Linked DNA regions of Homo sapiens: region 2 is linked to region 1. Evidence: chromatin loops called from intact Hi-C (ENCODE). Cell type or tissue: OCI-LY7. All regions are shown on one strand. Links, peaks and the distances in the headings refer to the core of each region. The heading gives the core; the rest is flanking DNA.

Region 1 (10,566 bases), core at 2,819-5,318:
ATTGGAAATTGTGTTTAAAAGGGAAGCAGAGCATAAAAGTTTGGAAATTTTGCAGCCTGACCATGTGGTAGAAAAGAAAAACCCACTTTCTGAGGAGTAATTCAAGCTGACTTCAGAAATTTGCATAAGTAAAGAGAGGCCAAGTGTTAATCCCCAAGACAATGGACAAAGTCACAAGGGCATGCCAGAGATCTTCAAGGTAGGCCCTCCCATCACAGGCCCAGAGGCCTAGGAAGATAAAATGGTATTGTGGGTGCGGCCTTGGGCCCTGCTGGTGTGTGCAGCCTTGAGACTTGGTGCCCTGCATCCCAGCCACTCCATGGCTAAAAGTGGCTAAAGTGCAGCTCAAGCCATTGCTTCAGAGGGTGCAAGCCACAAGCCTTGGTGGCTTCCACATTGTATTTGGCCTGCAGGTGTACAGAATATAAGAGTTAAGTTTTAGAAACCTCTGCCTATGAAAACACCTGGATGTCCAGGCAGAATTTTGCTGCAGGGGCAGAATCTCTGCTAGGGCACTGGGGAAGGGAAATGTGGGGTTAAAGCCCCCATACAGAGTACCCACGGGGGTACTGCCTAGTGGAGCTGTGAGAAGAGGACTACCATTCTCCAGACCCCAGAAAGTTAGATCCACAGACAGCTTGCATCGGGTGCCTGGAAAAGCCACAGGCACTCAATGCCAGCCTGTGAAAGCAGCAGCTAGGGCTGTACCATGCAAAGCCACAGGTGAAGAGCTCCCCAAGGCCATAGGAGTCCACCCTTTGCATCAGCACATCCTGGATGTGAGACATGGAGTCAAAGAGGACATCATTTTGGAGCTTTAAGATTTAGTGACTACCTAGCCAGGTTTTAGACTTACATGGGGTCTATGACCCCTTTGTTTTGGCCAATTTCTCCCATTTGGAATGGAAACATTTACCTAATTCCTGTGCTGCCATTTTTTCTTGGAAGTAACTAACTTGCTTTTGATATACAGGTTCATAGGTGGAAGGGACTTTGTCTCAGATGAAACTTTGGATTATGGACTTTTGAGTTAATGCTGGAATGAATTAAAATTTTGGGAACTGTTGGGAAGGGATGATTAGCTTTGAAATGTGAGAAGGACATGAGATTTGGTAGGGGTCAGGGGTGGAATGATACAGTTTAGCGCTATGTCCTCACCCAAATCTCATCTTGAATTTCAATCCCCATGTGTTGAGGGAGGGACCTTATGGGAGGTGGTTGGATCATGGGGGTGGTCCCCCCATGATCTTCTCATGATAATGAGTGAGTTCTCATGAGAGCTGATGGTTTTACAGTGTGGTACTTCCTTGCTCTCTCCCTCCCGCCACCATGTAAGGTGTGCCTTGCTTTCCCTTCACTTTCCACCATGATGGTAAGTTTCCTGAGACTTCCTCAGTCATGCCTAACTGTGGACCAAACCTATTTTCTTTAAGTTACCCAGTCTCAGGTAGTATCTTTATAGCAGCGTGAGAACAGACTAACACACTAATAGAAATCTACTCTGTGCATGTGAACAGTGTATGTCATAAAGTTAATGTTCTTTAGAAATGGTAGACTGTTGAGGAACTGAATTATACAATAGGGAGAAAGAGACAAATCATTAATCAGTCTTGTTTATTATTATTATTATACTTTAAGTTCTGGGGTACATGTGCAGAACATGCAGGTTTGTTACATAGGTATACACATGCCATGGTGGTTTGCTGCCCCCATCAACCCGTCATCTACATTAGGTATTTCTCCTAATGCTATCCCTTCCCTACCTCCCAACCCCCGACAGGCCCCAGTGTGTGATGTTCCCTTCCCTGTGCCCATGTGTTCTCATTGTTCAACTCCCACTTATGAGTGGGAACATGCAGTGTTTGGTTTTCTGTTCTTGTGTTAGTTTGCTGAGAATGATGGTTTCCAGCTTCATCCATGCCCCTGCAATGAACATGAACTGATCCTTTTTTATGGCTGCATAGTATTCCATGGTGTATATGTGCCACATTTTCTTTATCCAGTCTATCATTGATGGACATTTGTGTTGGTTCCAAGTCTTTGCTATTGTGAACAGTGTAGCAATAAACATAGGTGTGCATGTGTCTTTATAGCAGAATGATTTATAATCCTTTGGGTATATACCCAGTAAAGGGATTGCTGGGTCAAATGGTATTCCCAGTTCTAGATCCTTGAGGAATCGCCACACTGTCTTCCACAATGGTTGAACTAATTTACACTCCCATCAACAGTGTAAAAGTGTTCCTATTTCTCCACATCCTCTCCAGCATCTGTTGTTTCCAGATTTTTTAATGATTGCCATTCTAACAGGCATGAGATGGTGTCTCATTGTGGTTTTGATTTGCATTTCTCTAATGACCAGTGAAGATGAGTTTTTTTTCATATCTTTGGTGGCTGCATAAATGTCTTCTTTTGAGAAGTGTCTGTTCATATCCTTCACACATTTTTTGATGGGGTTGTTTGTTTCTTGTAAATTTGTTTAAGTTCTTTGTATATTCTGGATGTTAGCCCTTTGTCAGATGGACAGATTGCAAAAATTTTCTCCCATTCTGTAGGCTGCCTGTTCACTCTGATGATAGTTCCTTTTGCTGTGCAGAAGCTCTTTAGTTTAATTAGATCCCATTTGTCAATTTTGGCTTTTGTTGCCATTGCTTTTACAAATCAAACCAATTGCTCAGCAATTTGCATAAAGGGAGGAGTTAGCTGAGACAGAGGTTGGACTGCTTTGGTATTCTGGAATATATGTCTGTATCACTTTTCCTATATGTTTTTGAAATAAAATATTATTTCCCCATTTTTTTCACTTCAGATTATACATGTCAATTATCTTAATATAGGAAAACTATGAATCTTTAAGTGAACTATAATTTTACTTTAGATTAATGAGTCTATGTAGAAACAAGGCATTAATTTAAGACACCCAAATCAATATATTTTGCAAGCAGGAAATTTTAATTTGGGGTTAAAAAATCCATAGAACATTTCTTTTTAGGTTATATACTAGTTTATATAGTTAGTTTTATAAAAAAAAAAAGGAAACTCTTGTAACTTTAGCTCATTTCCTCCTTAAAACTAATAATACTGAGAGAAATAGATGGCCTTTCTTGCTATCTATATTGCAACAAGTCGAATATATGCATATGGATATATATATGTGTGTGTGTGTATGTGTGTTTAAAAATGTTTACATGACTGTTCACTTTGAACAATATAAAGAATCATAATATAAATGACCAAAACTACACAAATAAAGTTCCGTTTAAGTAAAAATTAAGAAATAACATAGCTAAATCAGCAGGCTGGAAGTTCTTTTATCAGTGCAAATAAAACTGATGACTCAAAAGATGAAGGCTAAGACAAATATCACAATATGTGAGATACTATTGTATATATAATATTCTATTTACCAATGTTTCTTTCCTTTTCTGTATTTGAGAACTGAAGTGAGGGCTGAAATGTATCCAAATGTAATTATTTGGTATTTACATTTGTCTTACACTTATGACTATTATAGTCTGTTAGTAATAATAATAATAATGAAAACATATTTATTTTTGGCATCAATTATAACAGAGTATAGCCATTTTTCTCATATAATTCACTGTACAACTTTATACTATTTTCATAGCACAGTATTGATTATACATTTAAGAAATTATACTATACTATCCACATTCCTCACTTGGGAGATTATATAATTTCTGCAAAATGATTTTTAAGTGTCTGTGAAGCTACCAAAAAAAAACACCCTCTCTTTTCATTCCCACTTTTGCTTTAAGCAGAACATTCTATTTAAGGAGATATAGAAACATAACCAGAAAGAAAAATTAACAAAAAATTGTTCTTATAGTTCCAGTTGACTTCCACCAGGTGGCAGATATTCAATGGCATTTTTTTATTAACATTTTTTCATTTATAGTCTGTCTAAAGTGACTTAATGAAAAAGATGAATATTTGGGAAGGTTATAAACTATTTTATTTGAAAATGTCTATAAAATGTAGACAAAATTACTAAGTTTAGTAACTTAACTTTACTTTTTCTTTCCAATTTGCAGTGTGGTGGTGAACTCTTCAAAACAAAATTGTAAACATGCCATTTATCTACTTTTGTTTTCAAATTTTGATGCAGTATCATTTTTTACATTTTTATTATCACATTTAAACAGTGATATAATATTTTAGACTTATAACAGAATAAAATTTATTTTTTATATATCTATAGCTAGGTACAATCTTGCTGAAAGTGTTCTAATTGTATTAAATAAAACAAAATTACAATGAAAACATCAACATATATTTATTATTTCTGAAAATATTATAAACCAACTTCACTTTATAAAATTGTAAAGTGAATTATAATCTTTTAAAAAACTGAGGTTTTCTGTGTCATTTTCTAGTCAAATTCTTCTGTCCTCTATACTCCAGAGATAACCATTTTCAAAATTGTTGTGGTTATTATTCCTGTAAATTTACTTTTAGTTTTCCACAAATTTCTATCCCTAAGCAATATTTTGCTTAGTTTCACATTTTGTCTATTGATTTTGCTGTAAAGAATCATTTATAACTTATTTTTTCCCAATATTGAGTTCCTAAGTTTTGTCCATAGCAGCATATATCACTGCCGTTGATTTCCTTACATTAACGTAGAACACTGCCTGAATATTTATCTATTTTATAGTTGATAGATATTTGCAATGTTTTTATTTGCTTGCATTATACAAAGTGTCTATGTGTATCCTTGTTTGTTTCCCTCACTGCATGTGTACAAAATGTCGGAGTCATAGGATATGTATATCTTCAGTTTCTCAAGGTAGTTGAACAGATTTAAGTACCTGTTAGCAGTTTGTTTGTTTCACATCCTAGCCAACACTTGTTTTCACATTTTTAATTGCTGTTGACCTAATCGTTCCAATTTTTTGCTAAGATTGCTAATAAGAATTAGGTTATTTGTCTGCTAATCTTTTAATCTATTTCTACTAGATTATTTGCCTTTTTCTATTTAATTTTTATGTATTTCAGATATTAAAACTTAAGTAAATTACAGGCAATGCAAGGTTTTTTTTCCCAGCTTTTGCCCTTTCCCCCTCTGTGTTTCTAAATATAATAAACATTATTTAGAAGAATGGTTCTATGATAACATATCTTGGATTACCTGGTAATGAGCTGTTTGGAACAGGAGGGCCTTGACTGCAGCTTAGCAGGAGATTCTGTGCTTCGCTTAGCACCAGTGTGCAGGCTTCCACCACTGGCTATAACTGTCTACAGACACAGTTACTTTAGCAACTGGTTTTAACAATTGATTTTGTAAACTATGAACACCTAAGCTCAGATTGCCTAGTTCTCAAGCAGTCTTTTTGATATCAGGCCACTCTCACAGTCACTCATAAAAAGTGAAAGCCGTGGAGATGGGGCTCATGAAGAGATGCTGGTGAGTCCACTCTACTATAGCAGGGTTCTTCTAAGTTAATTCGCTCCTACCCAATATCATATCTGTGCAGCATGTCTAGAAATCAGGAAATTTAGAGACATTAGCAGTATTCATTACAAATACAACATCCTTTTTCCCCACTGGTGTTCACTCTCTTCTCATAATTGAGGTTTTTATATATTCTTGACTCTATTTTAGCCTTCCTCGTTTTCTTTTCCTCGTGTGATGTGCCTACCTATACAAATACTACACTCTTTTGAATTTTAGAGTTACAATATGATTTTATATGACAAGTTACTTTTTCTTTTAATGTTCTTTATTTAATTTTTTAAATTTCATACACTCTTTTAGACAAATTGCTATTCTTCAGTTTTGTTGGCTTTAGAGTTTAGAAACAGGTAACAGGATTTAAAATTTTTAATATAAATCAATGGTAGATAAAGGGAAGCTACTCAATAGGGTCCTCCTGGGTTCAAAGAGCCTGTTATAGCTGCATTCCCAGGGAAGAGGCCTAAACAGCCAATGTAGGATAATGCAAGTTTGGAACTCCATTTACTGGAAAAAGAAATACTGATAGCTGCTGAAATACTGTCTCCTTGTACTGTAATGAATCATAAGATGATTTGACTATAATAATCAGAATATAATAGACTTGAACAATTCTCACGAGGCTGCATATGTTATCTAATCTGTACAGCATGATTTAGAGAAGTTTATAGAAGTTTACCATTTTCTGCCTGCAATTTTCTTTCTTCCAACATCTTCAATTTTGTCAATTTAAAAGTAACAAAATATCCAGAAATGTATATGGTTGTATTTCAAGGAGTAATGATGTGTGAAAAATGGCACATTTCTCTTTATGTAATTATGCAAAACCTTGATAATATTTAAAATATTTTCACCAGTGTTTTTTAGGTGTATTATTTATACTAAGAAGTAATTATTAACATTAATATTATAGTTAATTGTGGTAGTAAGTGAATTTGAGTACTAATTTACATGAACAAAATTTATATACCAATATTTATTAGTTTTTTTAATAAACCCAGTTCTGTAGAAACATCATTTTTACTAATTTAACATTATAACATATTGTACAATAATGTTGTTTTCTAATTTCCCTCAACATTAGTTATCATCTCTATATTTTCAGTTAAGTCTCCTATAACATAAGCAGCTGAAACAGAAAGCTTTTGTTGAAATGTAATTTAATATTTGAGCACAGTGTTTTAAAGGTGTGTGTATTTTTTTAAATGGAGTTGTTTGATATTAACATTGCAATTCTATTGATTGGAAATAGCATTAAAAATTTACCTGTAATAGTCTATTTAGTTAAGTAAGATACAAAGAGTATTAGAAAGTGATAGCTTAGATATGTAGAAAAACATACAGGTTGAGTAATTGATGAAAAATGAAGGTAAAATGTATTTTCAGTGAAATATAATTAAAATTTTAAAACCTATTTTATATCTTCTGAATTAAATATTGTTAAAATATTTATCAATAATAAAAATTAGAAAATCATGTCTTAATTCCCATACATTTCACAAAGAGCAATCACTGATTTTATTTGAAATATTTTTAATGGAATAAGCTTAACATAATGAGAGAATGCATGGATATATGCAAGGAAAAGTGCTTCAGTAAGTTACATTTAAGTGAGAAAGGACTTTTGATATTAAGAATGAAATAGAATTCTTGTCCAGTTTTATATTTTTGAGCTAGTTTGTACTATCAGTTTGAAAAGTGTGTTTGGAAAATGTCTCCAATGTAAGCTTTTATTTCATAACCTTCTCTATTTAGAAGAAGACTATGTTCACAAATATTTGTAGATATTGAGAATCAAAGAAGTAAATGTGTCTATAGGCAATAAGAATTACACTTTTCTAATTTTTTATTGAACCTGAAGTTTCCATTGACTACATTATGTTCTTTACATTTGTCTCCCCAGTGGACTCTACTTTACCTTTAGATCTTAGGGGAAATATATAGATAGATATAGGTATATAGATGTAGATATACACACACACATACACATACCCCACTGCCTATTATCATATCTTTAATATACTATTTATTTGTTTTCAAGTAATAGTGCACTAGCATTTGTTTTGTATGTCATAGTTTATTATTATTTTAGAGTATGTTCTTTCTACACAGTTAACTGAAAGACAGCCTCAAGCAAGTCCTTCAGGAGGTATTCCAGAAGAAGACATTGTTGTACAAGTTAGCTTCTAGTATGTTATTGTTCCTGACCATCTTCTAGTGGGACAAGATATAGAGGTAGAAGACAGTCATATTGATGATCTGACTCTGTATAGGCCTAGGCTAATGTGTGTGTGTGTCTTCATTTTTAATAAAATAACATTTAACAAATAAAGAAAAAAATAATTAAAAATTTTTAAAATAGAAAAGGGTTTATAGAATAAAGATATAATAAAATAATATATTTTTGTATAGATGTACAATATGTGTTTTAAGCTGTGTTATTATAAAAAGGCCAAATTTAAAAAGTCTATGAAGTAAAAAAGTTACAATATAAGATTAATTTGTTATTAAGAAAGAACAATATTTTGTTATAAATTTGGTGTAGCCTAAGTATACAGTGTTTATAAAGTCTACAGTAGTGTGGAGTAATGTCCTAGGTCTTCACATGCACTCACCACTCACTCACTCACTCACTCACCCAGAGCTACTTCCAATTTTGCAAGCTCCATTCATGGTAAGTGCCCTATACAAGTGTACAATTTTTTTTATATTTTATACTGTGTTTTTACTGTACCTTTTCTATGTTTAGATATGCTTAGATACAGAAATTCTTACCATTGTGTTAAAATTGCCTACAGTATCCAGTACAGTAACATGCTGTACAAGTTTGTGGCCTAGAGCAACAGGCCATACTATATAGCCTAAGTTTGTAGTAGGCTGTACCATCTTGATTTCTGTCAGTACACTCTATGATGTTTACACAACAAAAAAATTACCTAATATTGCACTTCTCAGAACATATTCCCATCATTAAGCAACGCATGACTGTATATGTAAATGCTTTTGACTAACGTAAACTAATTGACATATATAGAATATCACACATGCTCAATGAAAGCAAGAATAAACATTCATTTAAAAGGTACATGTTTCTTTTCTCAGAATAGAGTTGTGAGTAATAAGAAAGGGTCTCAATAAATTTAAGAAAGTTAAAATTATATTAAATATATTATTCATCAAAATGGAATTAAATTAGAAAGGAATAACACAAAGGTATCTAGGAAATTTCCAAATATACACAAAATAATCAACATATTCCTAAACAATTTATGTCAAGATAAATTAAAACCTTTCAAACCATATTAAAAATTTGAAAGGAGGAATTAAAATACAAGTTATAACATATTGGAAACTAGTTATAAAACGACAACATATCAAAATTTGTGGGAGTCAGCTAAAGCAGTGCTAAGAGGAAAATTTCTAGCTTTATCTGCTTCTAATTTTTAAAAAGTAGAGCTTTAAAACTTAGTAACTCAAATTGCTCCATTAGGAAGCTATAGAAGAAGAGAAAATTAAATCTGTTAGTGAAATAATAACAATAATAATAATAATAAAATAGAAGTCAAAGAATAGAGAAAACCAAGAGTCAAAGGTCATTTTCTAAAAAAGATTCCTAAAATTGATATGAATAGCAATATTGATCCAGAAAACAATTGCAAATACTCAATAATGAAAAGGAAACATAACTATAGATTCCATAATGTAGGAAAAAATGGACCATTGACTTCAAAGGTGAAACTTTCTAAATTAGTCAAAAAGGAATAAAATATTAGAATACTTTTATATCTGTTAAAAATTGAATTTATTATTGAAACTTTTTACCCCTTCCAAAAAAGAAGAAAGAAATTTCTGACCCATACGACTTCACAGTTGAATTCTATCAAACATTTGAAAGAGGAAATAATACTATGTCACACCAACCCTTACATAAAATAAAAGAAGTAGGAATATTTCCAAACACATTTTGTGACGTGAGCAAAACCCTGATACCAACACTTAATAAGGATAATTCAGGAATAATTTTACATAAATGTGCTCCATGATTAGAAGGAAACAGAGCATTAGCAAAGCAATCCAGTTGAAAACAAATACATCATGGTAATGCACATTTATTCCAAGAACACAAGGTTAGTTTTATTTTTGAAAATTAATCAATATAATTCAGCATTTAAAACAAATGTGGTGGCTACAAGAATGCATCTCTCCGATCTCCAACTACAGAATGTATAACTGATCAAAGACTCCAAGTGCAGTGCTTTTATATTGATTGCTGCACTTGCATCAGGGCCATGCTTTCCACAAGCTGCTCTCTCCATGCAGCAGGGCTACTCATGGAAGCCCCTTCTTGGGGAATGGAGTTCTCCTAGGACATGGTCTGAATGTTATGGAATACCCTATGGCCTTGTGGAACTGTTCTTATAGCTGCATTATAATGTAAGAATGTTCCGCCCAAAGTATCTTCCTTTCATCCCTCCCACTTTTCTTCACTCAGAGTTGAATCTGTAACATAATTTGATGGCCCTCCTAGACTCCCCTGGCTACCTCTTTATATTTTTTCTTATTTTTTTTGAGACAGAATTTCACCCTTGTCACCCAGGCTGGAGTGCAATGACATGATCTCGACTCACTGAAACCTCCTCTTCCCGAGTTCAAGTGATTCCCCTGCCTCAGCCTCCCGAGTAGCTGGGATTACAGGTGTGCACCACCATGCCCGGAAAATTTTTGTATTTTTAGTAGAGATGGGGTTTCACCATATTGGCCAGGCTGGTCTTGAACTACTGACCTCAGGTGATCCACTTGCTTTGGCCTCCCAAAGTGCTAGGATTACAGGTGTGAGCCACCATGCCTGGCCATAAAGTAATTTTTTCTACATGTATTCCACCTTAGCATTTGCTTATTGAAAGATGCCAACCAAAACAAGTGGTACTAGAAGTGGTCTGAGAAAAGAAGTGGCAAGATGAAGGTTTGGTATAGGCTGATTCACTAGCTGACAAGGGCAGAGGACATCATCCTGGTGGGTAGGTGGGGCAGAATGTTATGGCCGTCTTCACACAGGTGATAGTTCACTTGGTAAGAACTTTACCAACCAC
Region 2 (10,566 bases), core at 4,887-7,386, 350 kb after region 1:
CTCACGCCTGTAATCCCAGCACTTTGGGAGGCTGAGGCGGGTGGATCACGAGGTCAGGAGATTGAAACCATCCTGGCTAACATGGTGAAACCCTGTCTCTACTAAAAATACAAAAAATTAGCCGGGCGTGGTGGCGGGCGCCTGTAGTCCCAGCTACTCGGGAGGCTGAGGCAGGACAATGGCGTGAACCTGGGAGGTGGAGCTTGCAGTGAGCCCAGATCGTGCCACTGCACTCCAGCCTGGGCAACAGAGCAAGACTCCGTCTCAAAAAATAAAAATAAAATAAAATAAAATAAAAAAATAAAGTTGGGGTTGCTAGTTTTCTTACTTTTGCATTTTTATAATAATTTATATATTCTAGATGCAAGTCTTTTCTCTGAAACTTAATTTGCAGTATTTCCCCCCAGTTTGTAACTTCTCTTTTTATCCTTTTACCAGTTCCCTTCACAAAGCAAGAACATTTTAACTTTGATGAAGCACAATTTACAGGCTTGTCTGTTGTATATTGTTCTTTTGGTGTCATATCTATGAATTCTTTGCCTCATCCAAAGTCACAAAGGTATTTTTTCCTGTATTTTCTTCTAAGGGTTTTGAAATTGTATGCTTTATGTTAAGGTCAATGATCTGTTTTGAGTTAATTGTTAAATTATTAGTTGTAGGTTCATTTTCTCCTGACTGTGGGTGTCTGGTTGTTACAGGCCCATTTGTGTTGACAAGACTATCCTTTTTCCATTGAATTACTATTGAATATTTATTGAAAATCAATTAAAGTATGTGTGTGGATCTATTTCTAGATCTTCTGCTCTTTTATTCCATAGTTTTACCTTTCATTGATACCACACTGCCTGGACTACTGTAGATTTATAGTATCTCTTAAAGTCTGAAAGAGTAAGTTCCCCAACTTTGTTATTTTTCAAAATTGTTTGACTATTTCAGTTTCTTTAACTTTCCATATAAGTTTTAGAATCAACTTGTCAATATCTAAAAAGAATCTTGTTGGAGTTTTCATTGGGATTACAGTTCATTGATCAATTCACTTGGCAAATGTTAACCTCTTAACTATGTCAAATCTTCCAAACTATGAACACAACACATCACATCATTTATGTAGGTTTTCTTTGGTATCTTTAATCAGCATTTTTTAGTTTTCAACATATACATTGTGCGCATTTTGTAAAAGATTTATACTTAAGCATTTCATTTTGGGAGGAGCTACTGTAGATAGTGTTGTGTTTTAAAATTTCAGTTGTTGTTTATTCCTATTATATCAGAAATATCATTTTTGTAATTGTTTTTATACTCTAAACTTGCTAAAGCCAGTTACAATATCTAAGAGATTTTTTTCGTCAATCCTCTGGAATTTTCTACATATACAATTATGTCATTTGTGAATGGTGATAGTTTTATTTCTTTCTCACTAATCTGAATGTATTGTATTTCTTTCTCTTGCCTTGTTATAATTTCTAAAACTTCCAGTATAATATAAAACAGGTGAGGTGATTATTATGAATACACAAATATAAGCAAAAATAATAAAAAATGAAAATAAAGAAGCACAAGGAGCTGCTAAAAAATAGAAGTGTTGAGAGAACAAAACCACTAAACAAAACCAACATCTCTCTTGTACGTAAACACAGACATTCTCAAGAAAGTATTAGAAAATCAAATCCATCTCTCACACACTCTGTCTCTGTCTCTCCCCTACACATACACACACACCCATGCACACACACACACACACAAATATACATCAGGACCAAGTAGATTTTTCAAGAAATGCAAGGTTGTATCCACACTCAAAAATCCAGCAATAAAATTCACCTTATTAATAGACATAATAAAAAAACCGTAATCATATCAATAGACACAAATTTATTGCTTAGTTTCCCACCCTAAGGGGAGAACACGGAATCATCTTCACTAAATGTCATGTTAGCTCTATGCCTATTCTAGATGTTCTGTATCAAACTGAGAAAAATATTTTGCTTCTTAGATTATTTCAACATTCATAGATACTGAATTTTTAAAAAGTTTGCTCACTTTAGATAGATAAACATATGGATATAGATATAGATAGGTAGATATTACTGGATTCAATTTTCTAATACTTTACTGAAGATTTTTGTATCTATGCTCTGGAGAAATGTTGGACTGTAGTTTTATTTCCTCTTATTATCTTTTGTTTTGACATGAGTATAATACTGGTCTCATAAAATGTGTGTTTCTTAAAGGAAGTTTTGTTCATCTTTTATTTTCTGTAAGAAATTACCAAGAGTTAGTAGCATTTTTCCCTTAAATAACCAGTAGAAGTCACCAGTGGAACCATCTAAAACCAAAGGGTTTTTTTGGAAGCTTTTAAACTGCAAATTTAATATTTCTAAATAGATACATGGCTGTTCAGGTTATATATCTTGTTCTGAGTGATTTTGGTAATTTGTCTTTAAGGAATGGCTCCAGTTCATCTGTTTTCAAATTTATTATATGAATCCAATTACAGTATTTTTTTATCCTTTAATGTCTGTACTGTATTGGTGATAGTGCCTGGTTTACTGATACCACCTCTTTTAATCCTGATGCTGATAATTTGTGTCTTTTTTTTCAAACTGATTTGTATTAAACAATGAATAAAATACATTCATTTATATCATGATTTTGACACAATGTTTCCTAAGATTAAAAATATATCTTCTGATATTGTTTCAAAAATAAACAGCGACCAAATGAAATATGTCAATATTGAAATATGAGGTATGTGGGAACAATTTGCTAATTTATAAAAATTGTCAATTTTATCAGTGATATATAGAATTCTATTGTCCTCAAAATAACATTAAAGTGTCCTATGTTCTGACTGAAGGTAACAGTTCTATTATCACTTCTCTCTGTAACTTAAATATCTACTAAATACTGTAAAAGTTGTACATAAAAATTATTGTAGATTGGATTATATAGTAACTCCGGTTTCCAGCATAATTTTTAACAATTTTATTTCTTTGTATGTACATACTAGTAGATTTTTCCAATTTTAATTTGCACTGTTTGAATTAACCTTTAACAATTAAATCAAGTGCTTTTAAAATTAGCTGAATTTAGTATACTTATTTAATATAATTTAATATACCAATTTAATACAAACATTAATATATTGAACTATTTTACTGACCTCTGTAGAAGTCTCCCAAAAATGTTTTTTTGGAGGAGGAAGAATTTATATAGTTAGGTGAGTTTATGAAGCATTATATTATATCCATTATAGCTATTCAGGTTGTTCAATGCAAAAAGTTCTCAGTTAAAAAGCACAGTATACTCCATAGCTATATAACAGCACATTATCTGGCATGGGCAGGTGAGAGATTCCAGGCCTCCTGGAGAGAGCAACAGAGGAGCAACCCCCTCCTATATAAACCAACACCTTCTCACAAGACCCTGAGTATCCTTGAGAGTACACTTCTCCCTTGAGAGTAATGCTTCATGGAAGCATTCATTCAATGGAACCGACATATACATCTGTCTTGACCATGCTGCTGATGTACTGTCTGCTGTGGTCATTTTCTTTGCCAGTTTGTCACATCAGACGTCGTGTTTATTTCCCTTTGGCTAATATCAAACCAGATACCTTTTCTTCAGCTTAAGATTGGGAAAGCTTGGATTGTTTCTGTTGCCAGAGGCATCAATGACAGACCCGATACCTGATGTATGTGGGAGTAGACCAGAGCATGGCTGCACTTGTGTGAAGAGCCAGAACCTCTGGACTCAGGGCGCTGAAATGCTCCTCTTGATTAAGACCAAGTTGTCAAGCTACCAGGGCACATCTTTCTGATTTGCATGAAGCTGCTATAGGGACTATCCCTTTTTTGGAGATACATAGTGTGTATTTACAAGTAAAATAATTTAAAAACTCATAGCAGGAAAAAAAAAGCATAAAATGTGTTTGAACCCAATATATAACACAGGTCTAATGCCTGACATGATTACCTATTATTTTATTGAGAACTTATAGGCCGGTAGTGGTGGCTCATGCCTGTAATCCCAGCACTTTGGGAGGCCGAGGCAGGTGGATCACTTGGTCAGGTGTTCAAGACCAGCCTGGCCAACATGGTGAAACCCCGTCTCCACTAAAAATACAAAAATTAGCCGAGCTTGGTGGTACACACCTGTAATTCCAGCTACTTGGGTGGCTGAGGCATGAGAATCACTTGAACCCAGGAGGTGGAGGTTGCAGTGAGCTGAGATCATGCCACTGCACTCCAGCCTGGGTGACAGAGTGAGATTGTCTCTAAATAAATAAATAAACAGAATTTATAATATGTATTAACAAAATGATCTAAAACTCATCATATTGTTTAAGAAGATGAAATTTGGTTTGATCTGATAGCCGATATAAACAAGCTAAATTAGTTTTGTTTACTTAAGTTGTTATCTCATGCAACATTCTTAACTGTCCTTTAAGAATAGGAAAGTTGTCTGTTATCCTTTTTCTTTTTATTCATAGCTCTAAGAATTGGACTTGGCACATTTTAGTTGCTAAATAAATAATTGCTAAATATAAATAAAATAAACTTTTAAAATATTTTATTCATCCTTTTTTGGTGTTTTTTTAAAAAAAGAAAAACAAAGAAAGAAAACAACTTTTATTTAAAACAAATTCTTCTTAATACAAAAACTAGAGAAATTGAGTCATCACTGTGACTTGACTGTAAAAGTGAGACTGTTAAGAATTATAATGACCTCCCAAACATGGAGAACTTCAATATAACCTGTTAAATTCTCAGTCTGAGTGACTTTTCTTAGAGTTTTATTTTACTCTCTAACATTTCACAAATGTATCATATTGAAAAAAACAAACACTAACCTTTTCCCTCTTTAACTGCAACTAATTATATGGCTTGGACTTTAATTTGTTCACTCATAAATTGGATGATTTAGACTACATTGTTCTTATGGTTCTTTACATGTGTAACCTGTATAAGATTTGGTGCTTTTTACTTTGAAAATGAACTTTACTCAATAAATAAAATATGACAAAATCTTAATTAGTGCAATGACTGCTAAACAATGAGGTATTGATATTAAGGAAAGTAAGAAAATATAGTGGAAAGAAAATATTCTTTGGAATTAGCCAAATATGAACTTGAATCCCCTTTGACTTGCTATCCATGAGATCTTCAGATGGGTTCAATAAAATAATGAAGATTTAGATACTCTCTCTATAGAATAGAGGCAATGAGACATAAACTGTGATGGTAATAACTATTAATATAATAAAACTATGTCTGGCTTTTTTACATTATGTCTGTCTTCTTTTTAGTGTAATATATTTTGAATGACAGTAGATCCCAGTAACTATTTTAGTGTGACAGAAATTTATGCTTTTTCATCTATTTTGTTTGCTAGTGGTAGTTTTATTATTATTGTTGTTTTAATTGACAGATGAAATTGTAAGTACTTATCATGTACAACTTAGTGTTGAGATATGTATACCAAGTGGTAGTTTCTAAAAGGGCACAGTTTCAGTTAAAATTTATCCATATAGTTCTTGGGTTTTTAGAAGCCAGCTAATTTATTTTTACCCTCACCACTATGAATAGTAGGCTGTTTATGGTAGTTCTTTTTTGAGCTCTGTTGCTACAGTCAAGCACAGCTTGAAAAGAATATAGTTCCAACCTCTTCGAAGCAACACTGTAGAAGCATATCTTAGCTACATCACATTTTGTCGTATTTAGCTTTTTCACTCTTTTTGCTTTCTCTGAGGCCAAAGAGGACAAACACAGTACTGATGCTCCCTTAGATCAGGTTAAGAACTCAAAACACTCAGATTTTTCTTTCCTGTCTGTCATATGGTATAAAATATACACCTCAAGAGGTTTCCCCACTCAGGTATGCAGGGGATTTGAACATACCCAAGAAATCGTTAAGTTCCCTGAACAAAACCTATAAGCCTTGGGGAAAAGCAAAGTTCAGCCAGACCAAATCTGGGTGTCCCACAGTGCTTTCATGCAAATACCCAGACTAATCTCAAATAATTGCAAGTATATTTAAGGTTATTACGGAGATTACATTTAATATACCTGTGCCTGCCATCTGCTGTACCTTTCAGGGAAATGACACTAAACATTTGGGAATTCTTTTTTTAATAAGCAATAATGTTTTATTGCTCATAAAGTATGAATGAAGTAAACTCTTTTAATTTTAATTACATGTGAGACATTTATATTATGTCACTTCTGGGAGAAAGAGTTATATGTCTTGTGTGGGGGTGGTGAATTACAGATGCAATGAATATACACAGATATATGCATCTCAAATATACAACCTTTTAAAATATTACTTTATGTATTTTTTGACTTTGTTAAAGAACAAAAGTTATTTTTAAAAAACATGTAGCATCAATTCAGGCAGAGGAAAGACAGGAAGTCCATCTTCCCAGGCAGATGTCAAAAACATTTAAACAGCTGTCAGACCAGTTCAAACTGTCATCAGAAGTGACCTTAAACCAAGTTTAGTTTTTAAATGTTCTTAAAGAGTGAAAAAAAAAAACCACAACACAGTGCCATTATGCAGCTGTCTGAAATATTAAATGAAACAATGAACATCTGTTCAGTTGCTCTTCAAACTTTAATGGTTTGGAGAGAAATTCTGTTGTCTTAGATCTTTAAGAACATCTGAGGCCCATACAGCTTCAACACCTGCGAAAGTTCCTCTCTGAAAACGGAGATTCCCACTTCAAAGTCTTTTACTACCGCTCTTTGCCAAACATATGCCACCAAACAACAGAAAAAAAGTATTAATGCTATTTATAATATTTAAGACCTTCTTGCAGTATATTTTAGGTTGATAATAAAATTCTTTGGCCTTAAACAAGCTTTTATTTACAGAAAATATACATTTTTTCCTTTTAATGGAAAATACTAAAGTAGAAAAATTTGGTAGCAACAGTTGAGATATCATTTTTAGCATGGTTAAACATTGGATATTTGAAAGCATTTGTTTTTAGAACTAATATGTATATGGTATAATGATATTAAAACACAATACCCCCAAATATCATTTTTTATTCAGCATTTATAATATCATTCCTTTTAGAGCTAAAAGAAATGCTTCACAGAAAAGCATCAGGTTTATATAAAGTATTCACTGAATAAAAACTATCTTACTGATAAAAATAAAATGCTCCCATAAATACTTTTGCCTATTTAGTATGAACGTACATTTTCCGCTAATGCCTTTATACACATACATATGTTTATGTGTGAGTGTGTATGCATGTGTCTATGTGTGGATAATATGTTTTCCATAATCTAGATAAAGATACAATACTCAAAATTTAACACAAATAAGTCATAACTTGCCCTTATTAAAGAGATTCCATATAAGTCTATTTGTGTATGTTCCATATAGGTCTACTTGTGTATGTGAATTTGAAGAAATCATCTTTAAATTCCCCAGGGCTCTTTTGCATCTATGAAGGGAAAGCAAGTTTAGGATTTAAAATACAAGAGACTATTTAAAGTCAGAGTCATTTTAAGTTAAATTGAAATTTAGGCACTTGCATATCATTACATATGAGTTTTAAAAAGATACAATTTATTACCTGACTATACATATACAAATAATATGTTAAATGTCTATCAGTTGAAAAATACTAGTGAAAATACAGAGGGATTTATAGGAAAACTATACTTTTAATTTAATATCTGGACACATGAGGAATATTGCTGTAAACTGACATTAGACTGAAAAGTTAAATTTCTTAACGTCCCTGGAGATGCTACTCAGCAGCTCTTTACACTGGCTCCACATTGAAAACATCAAGGAACATTTAAAAAATTCATATACACAGATTATACCCCAGACCAAGTCCATTAGAATCTCTAGGTTCAGGCTAGGCATCAGTAGTTTTTAAGACTCCCCACATAGTTATAATATGCATCCAAGTTTGGGAACCATCTGTATAAAATGTAAACAAATAACCATTTATAACCAAATGATCATATGTTTTGCATTAGTTTATCTATATTTTATGATTTTTAGAAAGTATTTTAATGCATAAGTGTCTATTGCATTTAATTTCATTTCCTTGGTTTGTATTGATCATCAGCTAATATTTCATTCTACAATGAAACGTGTAATATTTATTAAAGTGTTTAGTATTTCCATCAGTCTGCCAGTAAAGACTCATGAAAATATTTTCCACAGAATGTCACTGGTGGATTGTAAAATTAAATCTAGAAATGAATAAATTAGAGAAACAAAGAAAAACAATTGTCTACTCACATTGCCAAAGGCAATTTAAGTTCAATTTGAACTATATACAAACCTTTATGTTTACAATGGCAACATGTAAATATTTTAAATACATTATTATATATACATTCAACAGTATTAGTAAATCATTTATACATTATGATTTTATTTTTACCATGTACATAGAAAGATTTAGATATGTAAATTATATATGTATAAAGTATTTTGAACATACATAACTACACAAATCTTATGAGCGATTAGATTTTGGATGATTTTTTTCTTGTTTATTTTATAATTTCCTATCATAAATATGTATTTGTTTGTTTTAATAAGTTATTTAAATATAGCTTTTGCATGTCACAACATTTCAAACATTAGATATTTCACATTAGATATTTAAATTTACCAATTGTAGCACTTTTAAATTATCACTATCAGTTAATTCTGCCTATTTTAACCTAATATTTTGTCAGTAGTTGCAGACTGTTGAAGTGCAGACTGGTTTACAAATAGTGATCATGAGAAATTGTTGTTTCATCTCATCTTTTCCTAATTACTCAACTTTACTAAACTTCTGAAGGTCAGAGGAAGTTTATTGTATTTTGCTGCCTTTTCTCCAGTCTGTTGCATGGCTTTGAGAAGGTTTGCAAAAAAGACTGAGAAGATTGCATAAAAGAACATAAAGGTCCTTGGAAAAGTAAATACTTTTTAAATAGTGCATTATTTTAGCCTTGTTGGAAAAGTTTTATGGTCTTGCAGTTTGTTCCTATTATCTTAGCTACTTATCTCAAACCAAATTATTTCCTTTCTCTTCTGTCTTATTTTTTCCAAAATATGAAATTCATGATTATCTCTCAGTCATATTTTAAGCTACTTTTAAAATATCAACATGTAACACTTCATTTTATGCCTAGTTTAGCAAGGGGAAAGTTTTATCTTCTTTTAATTAGAGATAAGATCTTGCTCTGTCACCCAGGATGGAGTGCAGTGGCACAATCCTAGCTCACTGTAGCCTCAAACTCTTGGGCTCAAGTAATGCCCCAGCCTCAGCTTCCCAATTACCTAGGACTACAGGTGTGTGCCACCATTCTCAGCAGATTTGATTTTTTTTTTTTAAGTCAGCACTTTGCCATGTTGCCCAGGCTAGTCTTAAACACCTGGCTTCAAGTAATCCTCCTGCCTTCACCTCCCAAAGTGCTAGAATTATAAGCATGAGCCAGCACACATGGCAAGTTTTATTTTCTTTATGAAGCAATAGATATTTAGAAGTTTTAGTAATAGTAAAGTATGTAGTAACACTCAGTATACTTTCTAATTAATTGAGAACATCTTATTAACAATGAATGTGCTTCTCACATTTATAGTGCATCTTACCATCTTAGAGTCAAGTTGATTAACTTGATTGGTTAATGAAATACTCAATTAATAAGCAAAAACAAACACAAAACAACAACAACAACACACACACACACACACACACACAGAAAAGAAACTCACACAAAAAACAAAAACACACTCACCTAAATGTTGGGACTAAAAAATTCCCACTTATTTTAAATTTTTGTATATATATACACATACACCATAATAAAGTAGATTTATCAGTTTGGGTTGTACATTAGTAATAAAATGCTTAATAAGTTTATATGGACTACAGTTTACTATTTACAGATAAAAACTATATGGAATGGTTAAATATTAAAGAATGGTAGATTATTTTAATAGCTAATAATTACAATTTGTTTTATTTTTCTGAGTACCTGAATCAACAATTATTGAATGATAATTCTCCTTCCTACAAAGTTTTGTTATGTACCTGCATTAGTTTGTTGTCACACTGCTAAAAAGAAATAATTGAGACTGGGTAATTTATTTAAAAAAAGGATGCTTAATCCACTCACCATTCTGCAGACTCTATAGGAAGCATGCCTGGGGAGGCCTCAGGAAATGTACAGTTATAGTGGAAGGCCAAGGGGAAGAAGGCACAGTTTACATGGCTGGAGCAGGAGGAAGAGACAGAGAGGGGAGGTGTTACACACTTTTAAACAACCAGATCTCAGGATGACTCATTCATTACCATGAAAACAGCACCAAAAGGTAAAGCCACCACCATGATCCAATCACCTCCCACCAGGTCCCACTTCCAACACTGGGGATTACAATTTGACATGACATTTGGGCAGGCACACTGACCCAAACTATATCAATACCATAATAGTTAAACAAGTTGTATAACTTCAAAAAGTTTGTGTAAGTTGAAAAAATATTTTTAAAATTGTTTGCATTATTTTTTTATAAGTCAAATTTGCATACTCAGAA

Evidence for each region. Hi-C counts contacts between places; a loop is a spot of excess contacts. Peaks named below come from ENCODE experiments on the same cell type or tissue, not always from the same donor. Only the 100,000 strongest peaks of a DNase experiment are listed, where the experiment ranks them.
Region 2: it touches region 1 in a loop (3-fold over the local background); 2 of 110 quality-filtered maps call a loop at or near these places.

The regions. Positions count from the first base shown.
Region 1 is chr4:132,608,202-132,618,767 of GRCh38, reverse strand. All of the region lies in intron 1 of LINC01256 (long intergenic non-protein coding RNA 1256), which reads right to left. Among named protein-coding and RNA genes, the nearest start is that of LINC01256, 22 kb to the right of the region's middle. In OCI-LY7, for the core only: a CTCF peak has its summit at 3,886; a DNase peak (open chromatin) is centred at 3,867.
Region 2 is chr4:132,262,599-132,273,164 of GRCh38, reverse strand. No RefSeq gene overlaps it. Among named protein-coding and RNA genes, the nearest start is that of LINC01256, 320 kb to the left of the region's middle. In OCI-LY7, for the core only: a CTCF peak has its summit at 6,093 (motif pointing left); DNase peaks (open chromatin) are centred at 5,944 and 6,594; H3K4me3 peaks cover 1,928 bases; H3K27ac peaks cover 2,500 bases.